Linked DNA regions of Homo sapiens: region 1 is linked to region 2. A link is a loop called in an ENCODE intact Hi-C map of the cell type or tissue named here. Cell type or tissue: A673. All regions are shown on one strand. Links, peaks and the distances in the headings refer to the core of each region. The heading gives the core; the rest is flanking DNA.

The links. Hi-C counts contacts between places; a loop is a spot of excess contacts. Peaks named below come from ENCODE experiments on the same cell type or tissue, not always from the same donor. Only the 100,000 strongest peaks of a DNase experiment are listed, where the experiment ranks them.
Region 1: it touches region 2 in a loop (4-fold over the local background); 1 of 110 quality-filtered maps calls a loop at or near these places.

Annotation. Positions count from the first base shown.
Region 1 is chr4:121,367,699-121,373,079 of GRCh38, forward strand. All of the region lies in intron 1 of QRFPR (pyroglutamylated RFamide peptide receptor), which reads right to left. It also overlaps the pseudogene KIAA1191P1. Among named protein-coding and RNA genes, the nearest start is that of QRFPR, 11 kb to the right of the region's middle. In A673, for the core only: a CTCF peak has its summit at 3,205 (motif pointing right); a DNase peak (open chromatin) is centred at 3,263.
Region 2 is chr4:121,581,308-121,586,688 of GRCh38, forward strand. It overlaps LOC105377401 (a long non-coding RNA gene), which reads left to right. Exons shown (of 3, transcript XR_939166.2): 3 at 365-1,607. Among named protein-coding and RNA genes, the nearest start is that of ANXA5, 110 kb to the right of the region's middle. In A673, for the core only: no CTCF peak of the experiment used is centred there; a DNase peak (open chromatin) is centred at 2,254; H3K27ac peaks cover 4,278 bases.

The sequences.
Region 1 (5,381 bases), core at 296-5,295, 210 kb before region 2:
TAGTTTCCTTTCTTTGGATACCCTCTAGGTGCCTGGTCCTTTTGACACCTGGGGTCATTCATTGTCACAGCAACACTGTAAGGTGGGAATAAGTTTTCCTAAGTTTACATATTAGGACACCAAAGCAAAGAGAAATTAATACCACAGTCAAACATTATCTTTGCCAACCTACAACATTTGCAGATTTTTTTTTTTTGGAGAAAGTAGTAAGGATTTTTATTGTCAAAACAAGAGATCACAATAGAAGACACAAATAAATTAATTCTTATAATTTTAGACTCCAGGGCCTCTCTATGGAAAGGCCAGCTTCTTACACAGACAAGGTACTATCCAAAACAAAAAATTGGGTATTTGAGACAGTATTCAAGACAAAAACTGAACTTGTACACAGTGAGGAGAAATAAAAAAGTGGTTTCCCTATTTCCCTCCCTCAGTAAGGTTATGTATTGCATAAAGGGATGAGGCTCATTTTGGTGAAAAATGCTTTCATACAGAAAATTTTGAATTCATTCTCCTCCTCCCACAGACGTTCCAGGCCCTGACCTGAACAAGGAAATCAAAATAAGGTAACACCACTGGCTCCACATAAACCTCAAGACTATAATCTAACTGTACCTACCATCTCCTTTACTTTAAAAAAGTTTAAGTCCATTTACCTATACCAAGTCAGTAGACTGAATTTTCTCTCTTAGGAAGCTTTTAACCAAATTGCAGCTAAATTAATCTCACTTTAAAGTGCAAGAAAGGCTCTGCTAGACTAGTGTTTGTTCTGTGGCATAGAAAGAGAAGCATGCCTCCCCTGGCACTGGCCTAAGAGGCCCCACATGAAGAACTGGTTGCAGGACAGTGATCCATTAGGTCTACCAAAAAGCAGGGGGACTCAAGGTTCAGCCTAGAAACAGGGGTCCCTGCCAAGTCTGGTTTTACCTATACCCAGGTCCCAAACAAATCTTGGGTCCCCTTACTGATAAGGCTGGAGCACAGCACCAGCCATCAACAGGGCCAGAGTCGTCTCAGCCAGTCAGTGAGCACCTCTACGCCATGATTTGTCAATGCTCACATGGATAGTGGTAAGGAATCAAGAAGCCTGGGTTTTGGAACAGCACAAACATTCTTTACCTAGTAAGCAGTGATTGAAGTTCTTACCTAGGGTAAATGATGAAAAAATAGGTAATGAGGTCCCCATACACCACTGCTGAGAATATTTAGTCTAACTTTAAAGCAGTACAAAATGGCTTCTTCCACACAACAGGGGCAAGCTTTGTATCAATATTTCTCAAAAACCAATTGTATCTCCAGCTCTAGCCTCAATTTAACAGGTTTTTTACTTTATTTATTTATTTATTTAGAGACGGAGTCTCACTCTGTCGCCCAGGCTGGAGTGTAATGGCGTGATCTCGGCTCACTGCAACCTCTGCCTCTTGGGTTCAGGCAATTCTCCTGCCTCAGCCTCCCAAGTAGCTGGGACTATAGGCACCCACCACCATGCCCGGCTAATTTTTGTATTTTTAGTAGAGACAGGGTTTCATTGTGTTGGCCAGGCTGGTCTTTAACTCCTGACCTCAGGTGATCCACCTAACTTGGCCTCCCAAAGTGTTGGGATTACAGGCGTGAGCCACTGTGCCCAGCTGATTAAGTTTTTAAATATACCTTTCCTATGTCAAAGCCAAGATAAAAGGGCAGTGGAGTGCAAGAAACCTTCTTTACCAGAATCCCTGGAAAGAAAGGGCTCTAGAAGCCAGTGGGTGTGAGCACATTCAAGTCACGGGGTTTGAGATTATGTGCCCGTGGTGGCTGTTTCCTCCCTTCCGTCACTGGGAAGTCCATCTTGGGTGGCTTCAAGGCTGCTGGATCTTCAGCCATTCGGTTGGCCTGGGCACGGATCAGTTCCATTGGAGAGGGCTTCTGGGCTCCTCGGTAGGCCTGGGTGGCAAAACTTCCAGAATCATACTTCTGAAGGGATCTCAGTCCAAAGAGGCCCCACTTATCTGACAAGTTTCTGTCCTTATCCCCACTTCCAGAGTCCATGGTGCTAGGATTTGGGCCAGGTAAGGCTGTGGAAGAACCAGAAGTGAACCAGCCCCTGGGTCTCTGCTTAGGTGAAAAGTGAGAAGTGGTGCTTGGGGTGGACAGGGCTGATGCAGGTGGCCTCTCTTCTTTTGTTATCTCTCCACTCTGCAGCTTTAGTTTGTGGAGTGCTTCTGCTACTCTAAGGTACTTGGTCTTCTGAGTGGTGACACCCTTGTGGGTGTGTAGCCAGGATCTCTCAGCCCTGCCTGTTGCCCAAAATGCTGAAAGCTTTCCTGGGTCTGTTTTGTGATCACATAATTCATGACGACATGGGTAGCTTTAGCCTTCACCACTGGGAGCTTGTCCACACTGTCAATGGCCGATGACAGGGACTGGCAGGGGAGGGTAGACTGGCCTCTCCTTCCTCCACCTTGGTGAGGTGCTGATACTTGTGCTCTGAAATCACTGGCTTCCAAGGGATGCTGCCCATGTCTGATGGAGGAGGAGTCATGGGTGCAGGGTCCTTGAGGGTATCATCATAGCTGAGTGCCCGGCGGTATATCCTGAAGGGCAGGGACATCTTGCCTAGAGGCCCACTAGCCTCAAGAGCAGGCACTTCTGGTTGTCTTGAAGCCATTGAAAGGCTGAGATCCAGGTGTTTTTTCTATATAGAATCCCTGCCACCACGGTGAAATGATGTGACGACTAAGCTGACAGATGGATGTTAATGAGGAACATGGTCCAGCTGCTGCAAATTAGCAAAACTTCCCAGGAAGAGTCCATCCAGAGGTTCTGCTATCCTGCTGCCGCGGGACTGCCTGTGGCCGGGAGTCCGGCACTAAAAAGATTCCAAGGGCCTACATCCCCAAGAGGCTGTGGCGCATCTGGACCCAAGCCATGGTGAGAGTGGCAGTGACTTCAAAGGTCTCCAGGACTCACTAGGCAACACTACCCGACGTTTACAGATTTTAAATGCATCTCAATCCCACAGGAAATTTTTTTAAAACGTTAACATATTTTCATACATGTATTAAAGGGGACTTTAAAATGAGATTGCATAAATGAAAATATGTAAATACTATATGCTTCATAGAGAAATCAAATGGGAAGTAAGAAGAACTAGATATGCATTATATGCATTAATATTTTTGTGAAAATAAAGCTTGATCTAAAACCTGTATCTTTGTCATATTTTCTGCCACCACATCAACCACTGGGGGGCAGCATCAAACATTATTTTATAACTTCTCTCCTTGGTCTTCTAATAGGGGAAGCTTTAATGCCAGGCCATGTAACTTATAATCTAGTTAATACAAACACTAATAAAGGATGGAACAGGATTAGAACCCAATATTGTTTGATTCCACAATCCATGTTTGTTTTCACAGCATCTAACTGTTTCTCTATCCTTCTATTTCTCCCAGGATGTAGGAACATGCTGTCTTTTAAGATTTCTATTACCCTGAATAGCCTACAATCTCTCTGATATGACAGTAAATGTGTTTCTCCAAAACCAAGCTACAGGTAGGACTAATTTAGTTTTGCAAAGACAGATAAAAACAATAAGCACTTACTTAATTACTTCGGAATTCATCCTTAAGAATCTTTAGTTTTAAGGCATAAAATGAAACAAATAGTATAGCTTCTGCTGAATTTTTCTTAAAGGCACAGACTGAGAGGGAACTGCCAATATCAACTTCTAGAACCCCGTTCACTGACCTTTCAATAATTCCTTAGCAGAGGGAGAAGGCATATGTCCACTACTAGAAGGAATTGGCAGCCTGGAAGTTGGTCCACTGGGGAGTATATATCAATAAATGAGATGGGAGCAGCAGAGGGAGATCCCAGCACTCCATCCCAGACCAGGAAAGGCAGACAAGGAAGAGCCACTCAGAACTCTGGTTCAGCTTGGTCCTGAGAAACCTAGTGCAGGGCTTGGCCTTATGGGAAGACATATGATCGGGGAGCTTTAGTCCCTGTAAGTTGACTCACTCCACTAGACATAAATGGCCAACTCTGCTAAACATATCTACCCTGAGTACCTTCCTATGGAAGAACTTCATGCTAAGCAGTCAAGCCTTTCCAAGGGGCTTAGTGGCTAACAGGGTCCCAAGTGTCACTACTACAGTTGTTAGCTTGTCACACTTCCATTGATTCAGTTAGTAAGGAGACAATGAGCATCAATGGATTCAGGAAGTTTATTACTTGCACAGATGCCAAAGGCAAGATCAACACAGGAAGACACTGAGCCTTGAAGAGCAAGATGACTGACAGTATGGGCAATGGGTTGCCCTGCTGGGGAGGAGCAACCCTTAAACCACGGCCAAGAAATTGTACAGACTTACACAAAAGACTGTAGCTGAACCTTAAGTGGGAGCAAGGTGGGGAGAAAGGAGGGAAGTCTTACACTCAACGGAAACCAAACGGGAGATAGATAAGAGAAGGTCAGTCTCCCACAAGACAGGGATAAGAAACTGCCTCACAGTGGCTCCTCAATAGGCTTTTCTTCCTGCTGTAGGGGGTATCTCTGGGTGTTTGAATAGGAGTGACGATGGCGCTCCCTGAGGTGCGTGATTAGTTCTATGGGTAAGACAGCAAGGCCAAACTGGCTAGAATCCTTCCAGAATTTTCTGCAACTACCGGGAAGTATTCTCTCTCATTTCCTGAGATAAAAAGTTTTATTTTTTGTTCTAGAATTTTTTATTGTGGTAGAATATATCTAACATAAAATTTATGATTTTAGCCATTTTTAAGTGTATGATTCAGTGGCATTAATCACATTCACAGTGTCGTGCAATGAACACCACTATCTGTTTCAAAAACTTTTTCATAACCCCAAACAGAAATCTAAGCATTAAGCAATAACTCCCCACTCTGCCCTCCCCATAGCCCCTGGTAACATTAGTACCTTTTCTGTCTCTATGACTTTGCTTATTCTAAATAGTTCATGTAAGTAGAATCACACAACATTTGTCCTCTTGTGTCTGGCTTATTTAACTGAGCATAATGCTTTCAAAGTTCATCCATGTTGTAGTAAGTATCAGAACTTCATTCCCTTTCATGCCTGAGTGATATTCCACTGTGTGTATACACAGCATATTTTGTATATCCATTTGTCCATCGATGGACACTTGGTTTGAGACAGGGAGTTTTAAAGAAAATGTAAGCTTATAGCTCCTGGGGTCATCTTTCACACTTGGGCAAAAGACAGCTCTAGAATGAAACCACAACACAGAGGGAAGTGGAGCTGGCCGCCGAGGGGGAGGATGATCACTGTTGAAGACCTTAATCCAGTTATGCCTAAAACCAGCCCTAACTCTGACCTTTTCAGTTGCAGAGGTAGAATATTCCCTTTTTTTTCTTAAGGTAAT
Region 2 (5,381 bases), core at 177-5,176:
TCCCAGCTACTTGGAAGGCTGAGTCAGGGGAATCTCTTGAACCTGGGAGGCAGAGGTTGCAGTGAGCCTAGATCGTGCCACTTCACTCCAGCCTGGGTGACAGAGCAAGACTCCACCTCAAAAAAACAAAACAAACAAACAAAAAAACACCTTATACTTTTTTTTTCCATAGGACACAATGAAATATGTGTTTGTTTAACATCTGTGCCCCATACTGGATAACAAGCTACATGAAGGCAGGACTATGCCTGACTTATTCATCATGGCTTAGACAATAGCTAGCTCAGTGCCTGGAACAGGTATTTATTCCTGTCATAGAATAAATACAATATTCATGAATAAGTGAATATTTCTTCTTTCACAGAAGACCAGAATCTGAGACAAGGAATTGTCCCATGTGCTCGAAGTCTTTGAAGAGCAAAAATCAAGGAGAGTAAGAATGGAAGCCACTCAACTACTGCTTCAGAACAAAGTTAGCACGGGCTCCTGAGAAATGACTAGAAGATATGCCTGGGATTCAAAGGACCTCAGAGCCACCCATAGCTAATGTCCCTGTCATCCAACAGATGCTGTGGCTTTGGGAAAGAACAGCCTTTCTTGACCTCAAATCTTTGTGTCTGAAAAATGAGAGGGGTACCAGATGCTACCTAAGCAGTCTTCCTACCTAAAATGTATGAGTATAAGAAGAATGATCAATTTTAATCTCAAAATACAATTCTCACCTTTCAGTTACCAAGATACAGCCCCCTTCCCTTAACCTGAGCTACAACAAAACATAAGTTCAATAGAGAATTGATTAATGAGTATAAAAAGGCAGCCCTGTGTTCTTGTGCTCAGAATTGGTTGGCTCTGTTCAATTCAATGAGCAAGAAGACTGAATCCTGTACTGTGTTTCATTAGCAAGTACAATAGCCCAGTTTTGATAAAGTGACTCAAATCACCTGATCTCTTTTTATTCCCCATGTATTAGCCAAACATTATTATGAAGTATGCTGTTGCCAGGCTACTATTTAGAATGTATGTTATAAGACATGTCTGTAGGACTTTTGAAATCATCTTTCAGTTTTATTCCCAGTAGTCACTTTCTAAGAATTAATTTCTCTTTTATTATGTGGTAATATTAAAGAGACAGTGTGTACAGTGTGTGTACATATGACTCACAGCAAATTAAGAGTATTGTGCCTTACTCTATCCAGAGAATCTCCCTGCCAATGGTTGCTGCTCCCACCTTTTTCTCTGAGCCACATCCTTGGCATCTCACAGCTAGATTACTGCAATAGTTCCCCAACAGTCAGCCTGCCTCTCACATTCTGATATGTCCTGGACTTCTTTGATCAATCCTGTTAAACCCCTATGCCAGAGGGAACCCCTGCATTAGTTTTTCTCATGCATTGATTTTGCTTTCATTAGTATGCTTACCTAAGATATGGTCTTTACAAAATATTTGAAGATGATGATGGTGCAAGGAGATGATGAGAATTACCTTTGATTTTGGGTGGACTGCTGCTGCTTCCATCCTAAAATGTGCCTACATTGTTCTTTATCTTACCATAGGATCTCTAATCATTCTCCCTGTAACTAACTGGAAATATGTGATAACAATTAGAGTCCCTGTAATCTCAGCACTTTAGGAGGATGAGGCGGGCGGATTGCTTGAGCCCAGGAGTTTGAGACCAGCCTGGGCAACATGGCAAAACCCAGCCACTACCAACAAAAATACAAAAATTAGCCAGGCGTGGTGGTGCACACCTGTAGTCCCAGCTACTTGGGAGACTGAGGTGGGAGGATAGCTTGAGCCCAGGAGATGGAGGTTGCAGTGAGCCGAGATCATGACACTGCACTCCAGCCTGGGTAATAGAACCAGACTGTTAAAAAAAAAAAAAAGAAGAAGAAGAAGAAGGAGGAGGAGGAGGAGGAGGAGGAGGAAAGGAAGGAAGGAAGGAAGGAAGGAAGGAAGGAAGGAAGGAAGGAAGGAAGGAAGGAAAGAAGGAAGGAAGGAACGAAGGAAGGAACGAAGGAAGGAAGTTAGTTCAAGTCCCGATTTCCTTTCCCTGATTCTGTTGGAAGCAAAATTTATTTAAATTGTGTTCATGGTTACAGTTGCAGCATCAAAAATATATTCAAATTAGGGCTTATTGGATGATCCATTAACCCCGAATCTCATGTTTTCTACTAATCCTGCTTTACCTGCATTTCAAGGCTATTGAACATTTCAGGAGAAACTATTTACATGAGACTGTTTGAGAATAATGAAATATAAGTGAACAATATGTCACCACGCCCACTTCCTAAGAACCTCTCCCTGCTCCAACACACACACACCTCCCTGGTGAATTGCCATAGCATAGTTTAGCAGCTCTTACCCTTTAAGGGTCAGAGAAACCTGATTTACACAGGTACGTACAAAAAAAAAATTAAGAATCTTGGTAATTTCACTTGATGATTAAGAGCTCCTTGCTCCTTGCTCTATTTTAGATAGCTAAATTACACACCTGGCTGCATCTTAAAATATCTGAATATTGAATTTTCTGTCTTAAGTCCTTCTATCTCATGTCTTACAGTGATTCTCATATGAAAGCAAACCTGGATCAGAATAAAGGCAGAACATAAGCTTTTCTATTATATGGCAATATTAAATAGGGTTGATGTATAAAAGGCTTTGTTTCTCAGCAAATCAAAACAGTGATTTAATTTTTAAAACATGTCCTGTCTTTTCTATTTAAAAACTCACAATGCCCAATTTCCATGAGGCATGCTTATACAGTAATGTGTTTAAGTTTTTTCTAAGTGTTTTGAGTACCAAACTTAGTTGCAAGGAGAACATTGGCAAGGGCACTTAGGATTGGTAGTGAAGAGAGAAATACGCTCCCATTTCACTTTATCTAACTTATTCCAACAGTACTTTGAGAAAGGACATGTGAAAATAAAAAAAAAAATCCTTGAAGTAGTCCAAATGCAGATACTTCAGACTAAAACATTAATAGTGTGAAAGGTTGTCCCGTGGGCAGAATGTGGCACTACTCCAACTAATTTAAGGGATTTCAGGTTTTCTCTGGTGAGCTGGGAGATGTGATTTAGGGCAGACACCATGCTGCAGACAAATGGGAAAATGAGAGTCCCAAGGGCAGTGAAGACTCAGGGAGAGAGGTGGTCAGAGTAGGTTCCAGGGATGAGACTAATGATGGGTCTCAAGTACAGCAATAGCTGACACCGAGCTTAAAACTTCTACTTTCCTGCTGATATCCTTACAGAATTTTAAATTCTAGAAACCAATGTCAGTGTGCTTCTGAGAATGGAGATGGGTCCCAAGTTGTCCCCTAGAACATTGTGGCTATGAAGAGATGGCAAGAGGAGAACAAATTGCTATTCAAAGTAAGAAGTGGCAAGTGACAATCAAGCAAACCTCAGCACACCCCCAAGAGCTGGCGGAAACACTTGGTTTACTGCAGAAGCATGGGATACAAGTTAAACTATTTTACTGGACATTAATCAAAGGATAACCCTGAAAAGACAGGGGAAAACTTAGTAAGGCTAAGAACTACCTTGATATTGTCTGTGCCTTGGCACATAATGAGTATTGAAAACACAGGAAGGCTTAACAATTCAGAACAGAGGTTGTAGAGACAGATTTAAGTTTGAATTTCAACTCTGCCAAGTGACCTTGAGCAAGTTTCTTAACATCTGAAAACCTCTGTTTCTTCTTGTTTAAAATAGACATAATGAGAAGGATTGAGTGCAGTCATGCATGTAAATGTATCTGACGTGTAATAAATACACAGTAAGTATTTTGGTTTGGGTTTTTATTTTATCTGAATCTAAGTGAAAGAAAAATTCTAGATACATTATCAAAATGGTTATAAGCTGCTTCAGGAGAATGCCTGAATTCCTGATCAAAGAGCCAGGAAGCAAACAAACAAACAAAAAAAGATGGGCACGTAGGAGGTGGTCAGTAGCAAGTTTCCCTCAACGTGGGCTAAACTGGCTCTACTCATGTCTGACAACACAGTGGGAAACTTCTGACACTGCCGGGCTGTGATGATTGCTCCCTTCTCCCTCCTGCTTCTAGACAGGGTAGCATTTAAACCACCCAAGATTGTCTGTGTCTTATTCTTAGAGCTCACCAGGGGGAAAGATACTATCCACTTCTCCAGGCCCCTTCCCATGCACTGCAGCCCTCCTGTTCAAAAGATATTTTTTAAGTTAATGTCTGTATTTACATAAAGAAAATGGCTTATAGGCTTGTAAAGTAGGAGTGAGGTTTCAATGATTTCAGAAAAGTGATATTACAGCAGGAGACCTAAACATGCACAGATTCAGCCTTGCCAATCACTTCTTGTTTTATTCAGGATTCTTTCAAGGTAAGTGACAAGGAGCCAACTCAAATTACTCTGAGGGAAAAAATAGGAATATGTTGGCTTATGTAATGAAACGTTCAGGATTTGGTCTGCATTCAGACACAACAGGAGCAGATGTTCAAAACAATGTCCTAAAAGATCTCTCCTGTCCTTTCTTTCCCTTGTTCTCCTTTTCCTGGTGTTAATGTCAATCTTCAGAAAGTGTTTTTCTTACAGCTCCTGGCCTCAGAAGAAAAAGACCACTTCTCTCTTCCCAATGTTCTCATCAAACCAAATAACAGATATCCTTTACTCTTCTCCTCTCCACACAATTCCCAACGAAGAGAGATATATGCAAGAAACAATAGCCAAATGAGAAGCAAAATGCCAATGTCTTTCTTTCCCCCAATAAAAACAAAACTAAACTAAACAAAAACCTGTAAAACTGTGGTTAGAGGACACTTCTTAGTCCTGGAAGCCTTAATAAGGTTTTTGGCTTTCTCTCCCCTCCAACTTAGATGGTGGGTACTGAAGAATTAACCCTGGCTTATTGATCTGATCATTTCCAGAGACAGAAGAGGGAGAACAGAAAACTTGGATTTACTTTGAACAAGAAAGTACTGTACACAGTGATTCAGCCCATTACCAAATACAGTTTCTCCTCAACTTACGATGGAGTTACATCCCAGTAAACCCATTATAAGTTGAGAATATCGTAAGTGGATTGTAAGTTGAGAATATCGTAAGTGGAAAATACAATTAATTCACTTCACCTACCAAACATCATAGCTTAGCCTAGCCTAACTTAAACATCCTCAGAACACTTATATTCGTCTACAGTTGGGCAAAATCATCTAACACATCTATTTTATAATAAAGCTTTAAATATCTCGGGTAATTTACTGAATACTGTACTGAAAGTGAAAAATGGGATGGTTGTATGGGTACTCGAAGTATGGTTTCTACTGAGTTGGCAATGCTTTCATACCATCACAAAGTTGAAAAATCATTAAGTCAAACCATTGTAAATTGGGAACCATCTGTATG